Linked DNA regions of Mus musculus: region 2 is linked to region 1. Evidence: chromatin contacts called from ENCODE Hi-C data. All regions are on one chromosome and are shown on one strand. The core of a region is the stretch at or near the end of the contact, and the rest is flanking DNA. Distances in the headings are between cores, read along the strand shown. Region 1 holds the start of D030074P21Rik (a long non-coding RNA gene). Region 2 holds the start of Hoxa10 (homeobox A10).

Region 1 (6,277 bases), core at 2,266-4,765:
TTCTCCAACAAGGCTTGGTTCACAAGTACTACAAAATTAAATTCGTAAAATTTATAGTGATTTTTTTTGAATGCCACAGAAGTCTAAAGGAATACATATTTTCCTTGAGAGCTGCTTCTCTTTCCAAATGCATGAAGGCGAAGAATAACTTTTTAAAATAGCTAGCTTAGCCTTAAAAATTCACTTCCAAAGATGTTCTTTCCAGATTTCCAATAGTTCTGAATACTGTCTCATAATTTCATAAAGACCATTTTACTAAATTAAACTTAGGTGAAAATACTATTAAAGTTTGTTTTCATTTATACAGTTGGGTTTGCTTAGCAGGAAAGAAAAACCTGTTAGAAAGAATAGTTGCATTGAAAATGGGTGATCTGACACCTTCCGGTTACTTCACACAGAATTGTAAGTTCCTTTTAAAGACAAAATGCAAATACTCTAGATCTTTCAATAATTTCACGTTTTAAAAACAAGCTGCTACTTGTTTTTCTGTCAGAGATAAAGTATTATTAAGTTTTTTTTTTGAAAGAGAACACCATATCAAATTATCAATTGCTGAAGGCGTTTGTAGTATGAAGCACATATTTTCTCTATTCACATTTTTCAACTTGCGAGAGTAGCAAAACATTAGATTTCTGCCTGTATTTTCAGGCTATATAGAGCTTAATTTCAGTCATCCAAACCCGGCAATTTCTCTTTTCCATAAAATGCCTGTTAAAAATATATCACAAGTTATCTTTGAAGCCTTTGAGTAGAGCACACAACCATTAAGCCACAGTTGAAGGTTTTCACAAGGACAGGGGTACTGCCCTTTTTTCCCTATTCCTGTTCTCCGGCTCACATTTAGTAGGATCAGGAAGGCTCCACCGGGCCCAGACCCAACCCCCCAACCACCATTGTGCTCGTTACCTACAGGGAAAATTATGAATGGCTCTCACAGTCAAAGGAAGGCGGAAAGAGCCGAGGAATAGTTTCCCAGCGCGGCCGCCACCTTAGGCTGACGCTGAACAGGGTTCCCTTAGAGTCCCAAGTTCTTTAACAAAAATTATTTAAATAAAAGTATCAGTCCTCCCCCACACCCAGCCCTCCCCCTTCGAAAAACCACAGGAAGCGAGGGTTTCCCTTTAAGTACCGACTTTTCCCACTCGGCCACCCCCAGCCCCACAGCCTCCGCCCCGCGCCCCTCCCCCACGCGGCCAGCCCGCCCCCGGCCTCATTTATCCAGAGTCTTCTCGTAGCCGAGCAGCCAATGAACGGCGAGGCGGAGAGCCACCCGGAGCGCAGGCGGAGGAGGTGTCGCGTAGACACCCGCCCAGGACGTCGGCTCCCCTCCCCCACGCCGGCCCGGGCCGCCCCGCTTGCTCGGTCCCCGGGGCCCTCGAGGGGAGCGGCGCTCTGCCCCCGGGTTCTACTTTCCCCGGTCATCAGAGCCACCGACTGAGTTCGAGATTGTCATTCAGATTTCGTTGTTAAGTGACCCATTTTTTAAAAATCGAATGGTTACAAACTACGGTAACTGCAACCGCGGGACCCCCTAACCGCTTCCTCATCTTAAGGAAAAAGGATCGTTCGTCTGACCCTCCCGAGGCTCGGACCCTTTGGAAACTCGCCGTGCCCATCGCGCCTGGCGCCGGCTGCAGCGGCTGGACGCTCTCCACCCCCTCCCCGGCTCCGGCTCCGGCTCCAGCTCGGGGTCCCTCCTCGCCCAATCTCGCTTCCCCTCCCCCTCTCGCTTTTTTTTTTTTTTTTTTTTTTTCTCTTTCCTCCGAAACCCACTCTAATTGAGGCGCTGGGATTCCTCACGTGAGACGTTGATTTGTAGTTTGAACACGTGGCTCATTCAAAAAGCCGGACACTCGGAGCGGCTGCCCCCGCCCCGCTCCCCTCGCCGCTGCCAGTCACCCCTCGGGGTTTTTTTTTTTTACGGGGAGGCGGCGCCTGCCCCACGTAGTGTGATATTTTCACAGCCCGCTGGCCGCTGCCAAAGGGGTTGGGGAGGAAGAGACAAAAAGTAGTTTCCCCCCGCGCCTCCTCCTTTCTCTCGCTAATCCCGCCTCCTCCCCAGAGTTAGGAAGACTCGACGCTGGGCTCGTCGCTAGGCTTTTTCTTTCTCTCTTTTTTTTAATACCCAGAAGAGGAAAAAGGACCCTGGGATCTGGTTTTCGCCCGCCGCTCCCGTGCTTGGGTCACTGTGTGGGTTTGAAAGCCAAGAGGAGAGGAACAAAATCCACCGGCTCCATCCTCCGCCGTGGGTGCTTTTTTTAATTTAGCATTTTCCTCGGGTTTTAAAACGACCCCTTTTCACAATGAACAAATTGTACATCGGGAACCTCAGCGACCACGCCGGCCCCGCGGACCTGGAAAGTGTCTTCAAGGACGCTAAGATCCCGGTGGCGGGCCCCTTCCTGGTGAAGACGGGCTACGCGTTCGTGGACTGCCCGGACGAGGGCTGGGCCCTCAAGGCCATCGAGGCGCTTTCAGGTGGGGCCCGCGCGCGTGGTCGGGGCCTCCCCGTCTCCGCAGCTGCCATCCGGGACCCCGCTTGCGGGGCGGGTGGGGGTGGGGAGGGGGACGCGCTGTCAGTCGCGGGGCGCGGCGCGGCGCGTGCTGCAGGCCGGGCCAGGCGGGCCTTGGGGCCCAGCGTGGACGCCCGCCGGGCCCTCTGTCTGGTCGCTGTCCCCCAGCCGTAGAGAACAGAAAGTGGCCTGAGCCTACGCCCGGGGGGAGGCCGCGTCCAGGCGGTCCCGCTCCACGCCGCCGCGTCCACCTCGCGGGGTCGTTAGAGCGAAAGGGGCAGGTGGGCGGCGGCGGCCGGCTGTTGCCAGAACGGCAGCCCTGCCACGCGCGGCGCCGCAGTCCCGGCCCGTGCGCGCAGCCGCGGCCCGGGTGTCTGAGTGCGCTCTGCCTGGATGCCCGAGGGGAGAGCAGCTGTCCGTGCCTTTCGGTTTCCACCGTCCCCAGCTGGACTCGAGGCCGGCGCCTTGATGGGTCAGCGCGCGTGGACCAGCACCCCGGCCGCCCAATCTCCTCCTGGCACCCTGGCTCTTTAATCCCATCGCCCAGTGCTCCAGGCCAACCTGGATGTGGACCAGAAAGAAGGCCGCGCGCCCCCATGGCAGGCTGTTTGTTGGGGGTGTGTCTCTTGCAGACCTTGGGGTGCGGGGTGGCCCTTGGAGGGGGTCAGGAGGCGAAAATTGCAACCCAAGTGGTGAGCCTGACTCTTGCTCTCCCTCCCCAGCTTTCTGCAAGTTAAAAAGCCACACCCACCCGAAGGGTCAGCTCTGCACCCTCTCCTTGCCCTGCTCCTCCCTTGTCCTTGAGTCGGGTGGGAATCTTGGGGCCCTGCTGAGGTCACTGAAGCAGGGTGTGTTTTCTCTTAAAGACTGTAGATTTCAAGGTGGGGAAAGCTGCTGAATTTAGCCCGTCGTCTTGCCTCTTGTGTGTTCACAGGTAAAATGGAACTACATGGGAAACCGATGGAAGTTGAGCACTCGGTCCCTAAACGGCAGAGGTGAGCGGATTTACCCTTTTCTGGCCGCTTTTTAGGGAGGAAGCACAGAACACAGATGCAAACTCGGACCCTTTGGCTTACACGCTGGGGCCACGGTTCAGCTAGCTCTTTTTCTGCTTGCCTTTAAGTTTATGGCAGGTGTGTGTGCGCGCGCGTTGATAATTCTGGGACGTAAATGGGGGCTTGCCTGCGGCCCCTGCTTCTGGGTTATTGTTGCTGTTTTAAAAGCCTGTCAAGGAAGCTCTCACAGCTACATGTTCTTGGCAGAGCAGGTTTAGGTCTCAACTGGCAGCCCGAGTTTCAAAAGCCAATAGTCTTTGGGAACCTACGGGATTTAGAAGACAGGTCCAGGACAGATGTGGAGAAGCTGGTCCGCCGTGGTGGGCGCTTCTAATACAGGAGGAGGAACACAGTTGCTTTTGCCCTGGTTCACTGGCCAGCCAGCGGCCATTGGAACACAGTGAATGCTGGGGTCCTGGGGCCTTTCAAACACTCCAAAGTTGTTTTTTTTTTTTTGTTGTTGTTGTTTTTTTTTTTCCTAACAGTGCCTTTGTTCCAGCTCCTCCTGTCCCTTGGTGTATTTTGCTTACAAATAATCACCAAGAGACGGTGAAGGCTGGGGGAATCTGCAACTTCACTGAGATTTCTCTTCTATGAGAGCATCTGTAGCTGTCACTTTACAAAATATTTGCAGGCTATTTTAGCTACTGAAGCTTTTTGGAGAAGCGCCCCCCTTCCCCTCCCTCCCTGCCCTCCCCCCCCCCCCCCCCCCCCCCGACTCTGTAACTCTTAACTGGAAAGACTGAGGTTAGCCTGCTGGGTTTTGCAAGGTGGGGTTAGGGTTTCTGGCTGGCTTTTCAGTCTTCCCCCATTCCTAACCTGGAGCAAACAATAAGCCTGAAGTTAATTCAAACCAGGGCTGTGTGTATCTGGTTAAGTGTTTCTGAGAGTGTGCTCTGGGGGACAGAGGGATTTGCCCTGCAGAGACAGAGGGCAAGAATGCTGTGTGACTGTTTTGAATGAAGCTCTCTTCCACATGAATCACTTCACACTCCTCGTTTTAGAAATAAACTAGTGTGGATACTTGTAGGTTCCTTTTTAAGTCCTTGTTTAATTTCGCCTAAGATAATTGGAAAGATATTTGTGTAACCAGATTTAGGTCTATTTTGATAAGGGTCAAGTTATTTCATATAGTAGAATGTAGTCTTTTATTATTTTTGTTTACTCTTCTAAAGTAGATGTGGATAAAAAGTATCAAACTGATCTTGGTTTCATAGGAATTTAAACAATTGAGGCACAACTCATTTGCCCTTAAGAAGTTTAGAGACCTAGCCTGTGAATCAGCCATTTTGGAAAAACGAACCTTATTGCACACATGCTAGTTGGTTTCATGTTTATCCAGTGTGTCTTAGTGCTTGTCCCTCCGGCCCCCTTCCCGTCACTCCCCTCTCCCCCCCAATCTTTCAAGGGGTTGGTTTATGCAGGCGAGCACTCTACCACTTGAGGCACACCCTTAGCTCTTGGTTTTTAAATCCACTGTAGAATTAAAAGTAAGCAATACAACAAAACGAAGAGCTGGTGTTGTACCCTATTAGTAGAATGATTGCCTAGCATGCCAGAGGCCTTCCACTCCAGAATCCTTGGGCAGGGCAAATGATTATAATTAACAAAGGGACTGTTGTGAATTTAAAACATTAAATGTCTTTTTAAATTTAAAAACATTAAGTGAGTTTTTCAGCTCCAGCTAATGGGTTGACCTCAGTTTGCTGTATCCTCTGTTTTTTATTTTTGAAGTTAATGTCTTCCCATGTGTGGAGAATTAATTTAGGAACTTGGGTAACAACTGCTAGTCTTCCTCCTAAAGCTTTGCTTATGCTGGAAACAGTTACTTGTTACTGTTTGAATTGCAGGGTTCCTCTTTTGGAAGACTAGGAGATAGTAACAAGTGGGGGCAAATGTTTACTGGACGCTTGCTTCTTCAGTTTATTAATAACAACAGAAGCTTTTCCTGCCCTGGCCCCCCACCCCACTACCAGAATGCGTAGGGTTTTAAATGTGGTCTTACTAGCCAGTGACGTAGGCCTTACAGGTAGAGTGAAGTGAGCTGACGGAGTACCTTTCTGTTTTTCTGACTTGGGAGCAGTTGAGTGCTAGAAATCCTTTACTGAAGTGTTTTGCATAAAGACTTCTGTGTCTCTCTGGAAACTTTAGTGTTCATCTCCATTATAGTTTAGTTTTCACTGACCCTTGAAGCTGTGCAGTTCTTCTTATCTGGACCCTTCCATCATTTCACAGGCTCTGGAAGAGCCAGGAAGTGACCTGGCCCCTATGTGCGCACTCACCCACCTATGGCAAGGTGTGGATTATTTTGTTAGTGATTGATCATGTGGATTGCTTTGATAGTGACTTGATTGCACAGCACAGTCAGATCGATTGGTCGTCAGGGTAGCCTGCTGAACTTTGGGATGGAGTTTGTTATGCTTTGCAGTCATTTTCCACCACTATGTGGGCATCTGAGGCAGGCACGCCTACTTGCAGGGCAGTGACCTTTATACCTGTTTGCAAGGCATGTCGGGAGGAGCCGAGTGCTGGGGAATGTTTCTGGCCGCACTGAGAGGGATGGACAGGGGAGCAGGCACAGAGGTGATTGGATGCTTGCAGGCTGGCTGCAAGCTGAGCTGGGCGGGACCCGTGCAGGAAGGGGGTATTGTTGAGTTTGGTTCAAACCAAGCTTAGTTCCCCATTACTGAAGTCTCAAGGGAATGTGGA
Region 2 (6,277 bases), core at 2,504-5,003, 3.0 Mb before region 1:
GAATGACTTTTGGGTACAAACAGATTTGTTATTTCATTCTCAGGACCTGGATTTATTTATGTATTTATGTATTTTTTTTTATTTTTTGGTTGTTTTTTGTCTTGTTTTGTCCTGGTGAAAGTTATTTTCCTATTAAGAATGTATTTGGGAAGCTTGTAAGGGCCTACTCAGGAAGAGAATCTGTTACTAAGTAAAAAGCAGAATAATGGTTACACTTTCTTGATTCGTTTGCCTGGCATTTCTCTCGGTGGAGAGAATGTGTGTTATCACCAGGAAGAAAACCGACAATATTTACTCCCGAACAAACACAGACTCTGGCGGTGGCGGCATCGATGTGATTGCTGAACAGGCCTGGTTAAGGCCAGCAGGCACCAAGGGTTTTAGGTCAAAGGCATCCCAAGAAGGAAAGGGGAATTCAGCTGCTAAAGGGAAGGGCAAAGGAGAAAAGAAAGAAAGGGGGATGGCTAGACTTAATCTCCCAGGGATGGTGAATCTCCATAAAGGCAAGGAGCTCAATAAACAGAATATTTTTATTGAGGAGGCTAACACCTCATTGTTGTAGTCTAGGGAGACACTGGAGCCTTCAGGCTGCCTGAGGGATGCCTGGGGCTCCAGACTCAAAAAAGCCCAGCAGGCACTCAGCCCACCGCCACATTTAACTTGAGCTTCTGAGTCACTGTATTTACTTTAAGACAACCACTCCAGTCCAGTCTGCCAGATACTGGGCGGTGGTCCATGGTAGGTTCTGTTGTTCCCTTGCTCAGCCAGTCTCAATGAGAGTAGGACCGAGATCCCCAGTCAGAGAGGGGTTGCTATAAAGGCTCACACACTGAACAGGAAAAGAAAGGAAACCCTAAATTAAGCACCCTGTTTGGTTTCTTGCTAGGGGAATGTTGAGAACAACGTAACTGCTCCCAAAAAGGTTGGTGAACATTCAATTACCAATGCCATGGTCTGTGAGGCTGGTAGCAAGTGATCCAGTTTCCTCCTTCTTTAGTAGAGGCAGCCGTTGTAGTGTAATGCAGTACTGGAGCCGAGCCTTTAAACCTTGCCCAGCAAGTGCGGGCTTCTGAATCCCATACAACCTAGAAACCCATTTGGCTATCCTACAAGGCCTTGGCTAGGACTAACCTAAGTAGCTTGCAGTTGGGCACCTGGCTTGTCTTACCAGACAAATAGGCAGGGGCCCGCTGAGTCCAAGGAGAGCCCTCTAGAGAATTTGAGGGAACGGCTTGCGGTGGGTGATATGAACTCTTGGAAAATGATGGGTCAAATCATGGGAATGCACAGATGTAGGGGGTTTTGTTTTGTTTTGTTTTGTTTTACAAGATAAGTCAGAACTACCCTTGGACTACTCAGAAGGTTCCCTGTAACCCTGGAAGGTTAAGAAAGATGCTGTCTCTATCACTGTCTTTTACCTTATCCTTGTAGCCTCTGTTATCTCCAACACACTCTTCAATGGCCACTGGTTCTTTAAAAACCTCAGCCAGGGAAACTCCTTTTTGTGTGAGATCCAGACAGGGACGGCTCAGGAGCCTGGCTCACAGGCCTGCTGACCTACTAGAGCTCCTTTTCCTCAAGGAATAGTCAGCGCTCTTGGGACCCACTTTCCCACATAACAGCTTTCCAGAGAGGTATCAGAAGTGCTGGAGAGTCAAGTGCCTTTTCAAGCAGTCCCAGATTCAGGACATTTCCAGGTGGCACTGTTGAACACAGGAGTTCCACCTATCTAGTGAACAGAGCAAGGACCACGCACATCTGGAAGCTTAAGGTAGGGTAACAAGGCCTATCTGTGTGAAAATTTGCCTTGGCCTTGGGTACAGAAGCAAATCAGATAGTTAATGGTGTCTCACATAGACCCAGCTTTTATTTTCCAGAGAGGCTGTCTGCAGAGAGCTGCTGCTCATCTGAATTTCTTTCTCTCTTTCCTTTCCTCCCTTGTCTCCTTGCCTCCTTCTTCCCCTTCTGTCCCTCTTTCTTTCTTTATCCCTTTCTTTTACATTTAGATGCTCAGATACCCAGGCCTCCCACCCATCACCTCTCGAGAGACAGAGGTAGAACTGGCAGAGATTCCTCTTGAGTATTAGCAGAGGCATAGCCTCCTGGGTGTGGGCTTGCCAAGCAGCTGCAACCAACTGCAGTGTCTTGCATCTCAGAAGCCAGAGCCTAGCCTCTACCTGGTCAGCTTCCCTGTGTCCTCTCCCTCTCAGAGTGCTATCAGGGTTGTTTTTGTCCTGGATTCCTTTTGGGAGGAACCAGAATATAGCCAACTAAAAGCAAGACTCTCTCCCTGCCATTTGCAGAGGTCTGAACAATGTGGTTCAAGGGTCCTGGGCAGTCAGTAGCTCTCTAGTTCCAACTGGAGCTGGCAGGACTGGGGCATCCTGGAGACCCTGTAACCCACAGGTCAGAAGTAAAGCATCCACTATGCAAGCTCCATGGATCCTGCCGAAAAAGGTCACCTTTCCTAAGTTTGATATAAGGTCCACATTTGGGGGCTAGCATGCCGTAGGCTGACCATTTTCAATTGCCCAAAGGTAGCACCCTGGGCTCTAGAGTCTCTTATAATAGGGCCCAAACCCAGCTCAGCCTCCTAGGGAATGGACTTCCTCATCACCACCTTGTTAAAATGTGCACAGTATACGACAAAAATGGCTGGGAAAAGGACTGCCCTCGCCATGTCTTTGGGGGTAGAGTGGGGTACAGACAGGTTTGGTCAGAACCTCCTGGAGCCAAGGAATGTTTAGGCTCAAAGGAGAGCGAGAGAGAAAGCAGTGTGGCGGAGGTATTTGCTAGACACATTCTCCCAAGGTTTTCCTTCCAGTTCTGCCAGCACAGAAAGGCCAGAGACCCAAAGCCAGCATTCTAGTCCTCTAAAGGTAGAGGATGGGGAGTATGCGTTTGCCTCTGAACTGTGGTTTGGGAGGTCGGGAGTGGTGGTGGTGGTGGTGGTGGGCTCTTGCCAGTCTATTGATTTTTCACCTCACTAAGGCAGCTGTGCAAGGTTGGATGACAGGAGTAGAGAGCATGAACCGATTGATCACAGTGAAGGAGAAAAACCTTCACTGACCAGAGGATGGTGTAAGACAGTGAGGACAGAGGATCCAGGCATTGATCATCGGCCGATGGATTTCGGACAATATTCATTCTTTGTGAGATGTTTGAGGCCGTACTGGTTTACTGTAGGTTCTGGACCGTCCAAAGATCTTGACAGCCTTAGTATGACTTTTTTACCAGCCACTTTGGGAAGCCAAACTTAAGAATTGAGGCCAGCTCCAGGCCCAGAAATGTATAGGATAGCTAGCCTGCTACAGGGCCCGTTTAAATGATCAAGGCGACGGGGACTCATGGCCACTCCATAGCAGACATGGGAGCACCCAAGGTTGGCTGGGGTGCACATCATAAACACTCCACTTGTTAACAGCGCAGAGCCCAAGGGTGCTTCCAAATAGTCCCTTGCATGGGGGGGGGGGGGGTACAGGTTCAAGAGCCAGGTCCCCCAACCTCCACTTTGAGGCAGCCCCCACAGTTCCGGCCTTTGAGCCATAGGTGTCAGGCGTGCGTCTTCTGGCCCATCAATACAGATTACATATTTATATCAATCGCGGGCTCCGAGGGCGCCCTCAGAGAGCGGCCCCGCGCCTACGAAACCAAACTGGGAGTGGTCGCGTGGAAACTCTGGCTCGGGATTGGCTGCAAGCGCCCGCCGCGGTGCGGGGGGGATTGCTAATCGTATTCAGCATGTTTTGCACAAGAAATGTCAGCCAGAAAGGGCTATCTGCTCCCTTCGCCAAATTATCCCACAACAATGTCATGCTCGGAGAGCCCTGCCGCGAACTCCTTTTTGGTCGACTCGCTCATCAGCTCAGGCAGAGGCGAGGCTGGTGTTGGTGGCGGTAGCGCGGGGGGCGGTGGAGGTGGCTACTACGCCCACGGTGGGGTCTACCTGCCGCCTGCCAGCGACCTGCCCTACGGGCTGCAAAGCTGCGGGCTCTTCCCCGCGCTGGGCAGCAAGCGTAATGAAGCGCCGTCGCCCGGAGGCGGTGGCGGTGGTGGCAGCGGGGGCCTGGGTCCTGGGACGCATGGCTACGCGCCCGCGCCCCTAGACCTGTGGCTGGACGCGCCCCGCTCCTGCCGGATGGAGCCGCCCGACGGGCCGCCGCCACCGCAGCCACAACCCCAGCAGCAGCAGCAGCAGCCGCCGCCGCCCCCGCCGCAGCCACCTCAACCCCAGCCACAGGCCACTTCGTGTTCTTTTGCGCAGAACATCAAAGAAGAGAGCTCCTACTGCCTCTACGATGCTGCGGACAAATGCCCCAAGGGCTCGGCCGCCGCTGATCTGGCCCCTTTCCCGCGGGGCCCGCCGCCCGACGGCTGCGCCCTGGGCGCCTCCAGCGGAGTGCCAGTACCCGGCTACTTCCGCCTGTCGCAGGCCTACGGCACGGCCAAGGGCTTCGGCAGTGGCGGCGGCGGCACGCAGCAGCTCGCTAGTCCCTTTCCTGCGCAGCCCCCGGGGCGCGGTTTCGACCCGCCGCCCGCACTGGCCTCTGGCTCGACCGAGGCAGCCGGGAAGGAGCGAGTCCTAGACTCCACGCCACCACCCACTCTGGTTTGCACCGGTGGCGGCGGCTCGCAGGGCGACGAGGAGGCACACGCGTCATCCTCGGCGGCTGAGGAGCTGTCTCCAGCCCCTTCAGAAAACAGTAAAGCTTCGCCGGAGAAGGACTCCCTGGGTAAGCAGAGCTCAACCGAGGGCTCAAGTCAGACGGGCAGACAGACAGACAGACAGACCCACAAGGAAGGAGCAGAGGACCAGAAGCCCGCGCGGCAGCCGTAGGCCTTGGCCCAAACTGACGGCAGGCTGACCTTCTGAACTTGTTTTTAATATTTGGGCGTGGGGATGCTGTAAAAATCCACGTCCGGCTTAGGGCCCCACACCAAGACGTCCTCAGCTCTGGCCCCTGCTCACCCAGACTTGGGGGATGAGAACACCAGCGAGCAGCCCTCCTCCCGTGCTTGCACTTTCTCGTGGCCCTGAGTACCCCCAAGCCCTGGTCCTTAGCCCAGCCTGCTCAGCGCGGCCCACGCGGGGGGGAGGGGCAGGGAGGAAAAGTGGCTCGCTTGCAGATAGCACGGATGTTTGTAAGGCATCCAAAATAAGCAGCCGCCAGAGCCAATAAATAAGCCCATTAACCGGCGAAGTTCGAGTTTACGATCCCCCATGCGTTTTTCAAAGTTTCTGGAGGGGCGGGAGTCCTGGTTGTAAGAAAAAAGAAAAGACAAATTCGGCCGGAACGCTTGGGCCCAGAGCTGAAAACCTAGGAATGGCCATTCCCCTTCTCCTGGAATCTGGTGCTGCCCAGCTTCACACTCCGGTTACTTGGAGGGACAGGAGCCAAACCCAAGCCCTTGACCCCAGAATCGGGTTTTTGGAACTTCCCCATTGGCCCAACTATGCCCTTCTCCTCTAGCCTGGGGCGATCTAGGAGGCTAGGGTAAGCCAGTGGAGCTGCCAGCCTCTCGTCCAAAGAAGCATTCCCTTACCCCAGCTTGGGGGCCGGCAGGAAATGCTTCCCTGCCCCTGGGTGAGAGGCAGAGAAAGGCGTTAAGTTCAAGATGTACGGCCTCGCCTCCTCCGGCCTTTCATTCTCTCAGCGCCCCGCGGCGTGGTGCTAAAACAGGTGCCTGGAAAAAAGTAGAGGAAAATGTAAATTGGGAGGACCGGGTGTGGATTTGAGGCCGATTTTGTCATGCCTTTTTGGAGGGATTTCTTGCAAAAGGAGGGAGGGCATAACCCTCTCTCTATGACTTCGGGCATCCCACTAAATGGGAAAGACCCGGAATTCACCCCCCTCATACAGCCCGAGTGGCCTCGACTTAACCTTCCCCTCTGTATTCTCTTAAACTCCAGGCAGTTCCAAAGGCGAAAATGCAGCCAACTGGCTCACAGCAAAGAGCGGCCGGAAGAAACGCTGCCCTTACACGAAGCACCAGACGCTGGAGCTGGAGAAGGAGTTTCTATTCAACATGTACCTTACTCGAGAGCGGCGCCTAGAGATCAGCCGTAGCGTCCACCTCACGGACAGACAAGTGAAAATCTGGTTTCAGAATCGCAGGATGAAACTGAAGAAAATGAACCGAGAAAACCGAATCCGGGAGCTCACAGCCAACTTTAATTTTTCCTGATGAAACTTCCAGACAACGTCTTTTCGCTTCCTGAGCGCCTGGACCCATCCTCTGCCTCCAGCCTCTGCCCCAGAACTCACACCTGTGCCGG

The links. A loop is a pair of places that touch in the nucleus more often than their neighbours do.
Region 2: a loop to region 1 is called in a map of heart, with 7 times the contacts of the local background. The contact joins the promoter of Hoxa10 here to the promoter of D030074P21Rik in region 1. A Hi-C loop is called at or near these places in 7 of 37 maps with a recorded cell type or tissue (adrenal gland, heart and left cerebral cortex).

The regions. Positions count from the first base shown.
Region 1 is chr6:49,210,498-49,216,774 of GRCm38, reverse strand. It overlaps D030074P21Rik (a long non-coding RNA gene), which reads left to right and starts at 3,515. Exons shown (of 2, transcript XR_869057.2): 1 at 3,515-6,277. It overlaps Igf2bp3 (insulin-like growth factor 2 mRNA binding protein 3), which reads left to right and starts at 1,821. Exons shown (of 15, transcript NM_023670.3): 1 at 1,821-2,478; 2 at 3,448-3,508. The coding sequence starts at 2,304.
Region 2 is chr6:52,232,415-52,238,691 of GRCm38, reverse strand. Hoxa10 (homeobox A10) reads left to right here and starts at 3,753. Exons shown (of 2, transcript NM_008263.3): 1 at 3,753-4,733; 2 at 5,912-6,277. The coding sequence starts at 3,758. The coding sequence ends at 6,186. It overlaps Gm52902 (a long non-coding RNA gene), which reads right to left. Exons shown (of 2, transcript XR_003956434.1): 2 at 6,041-6,277.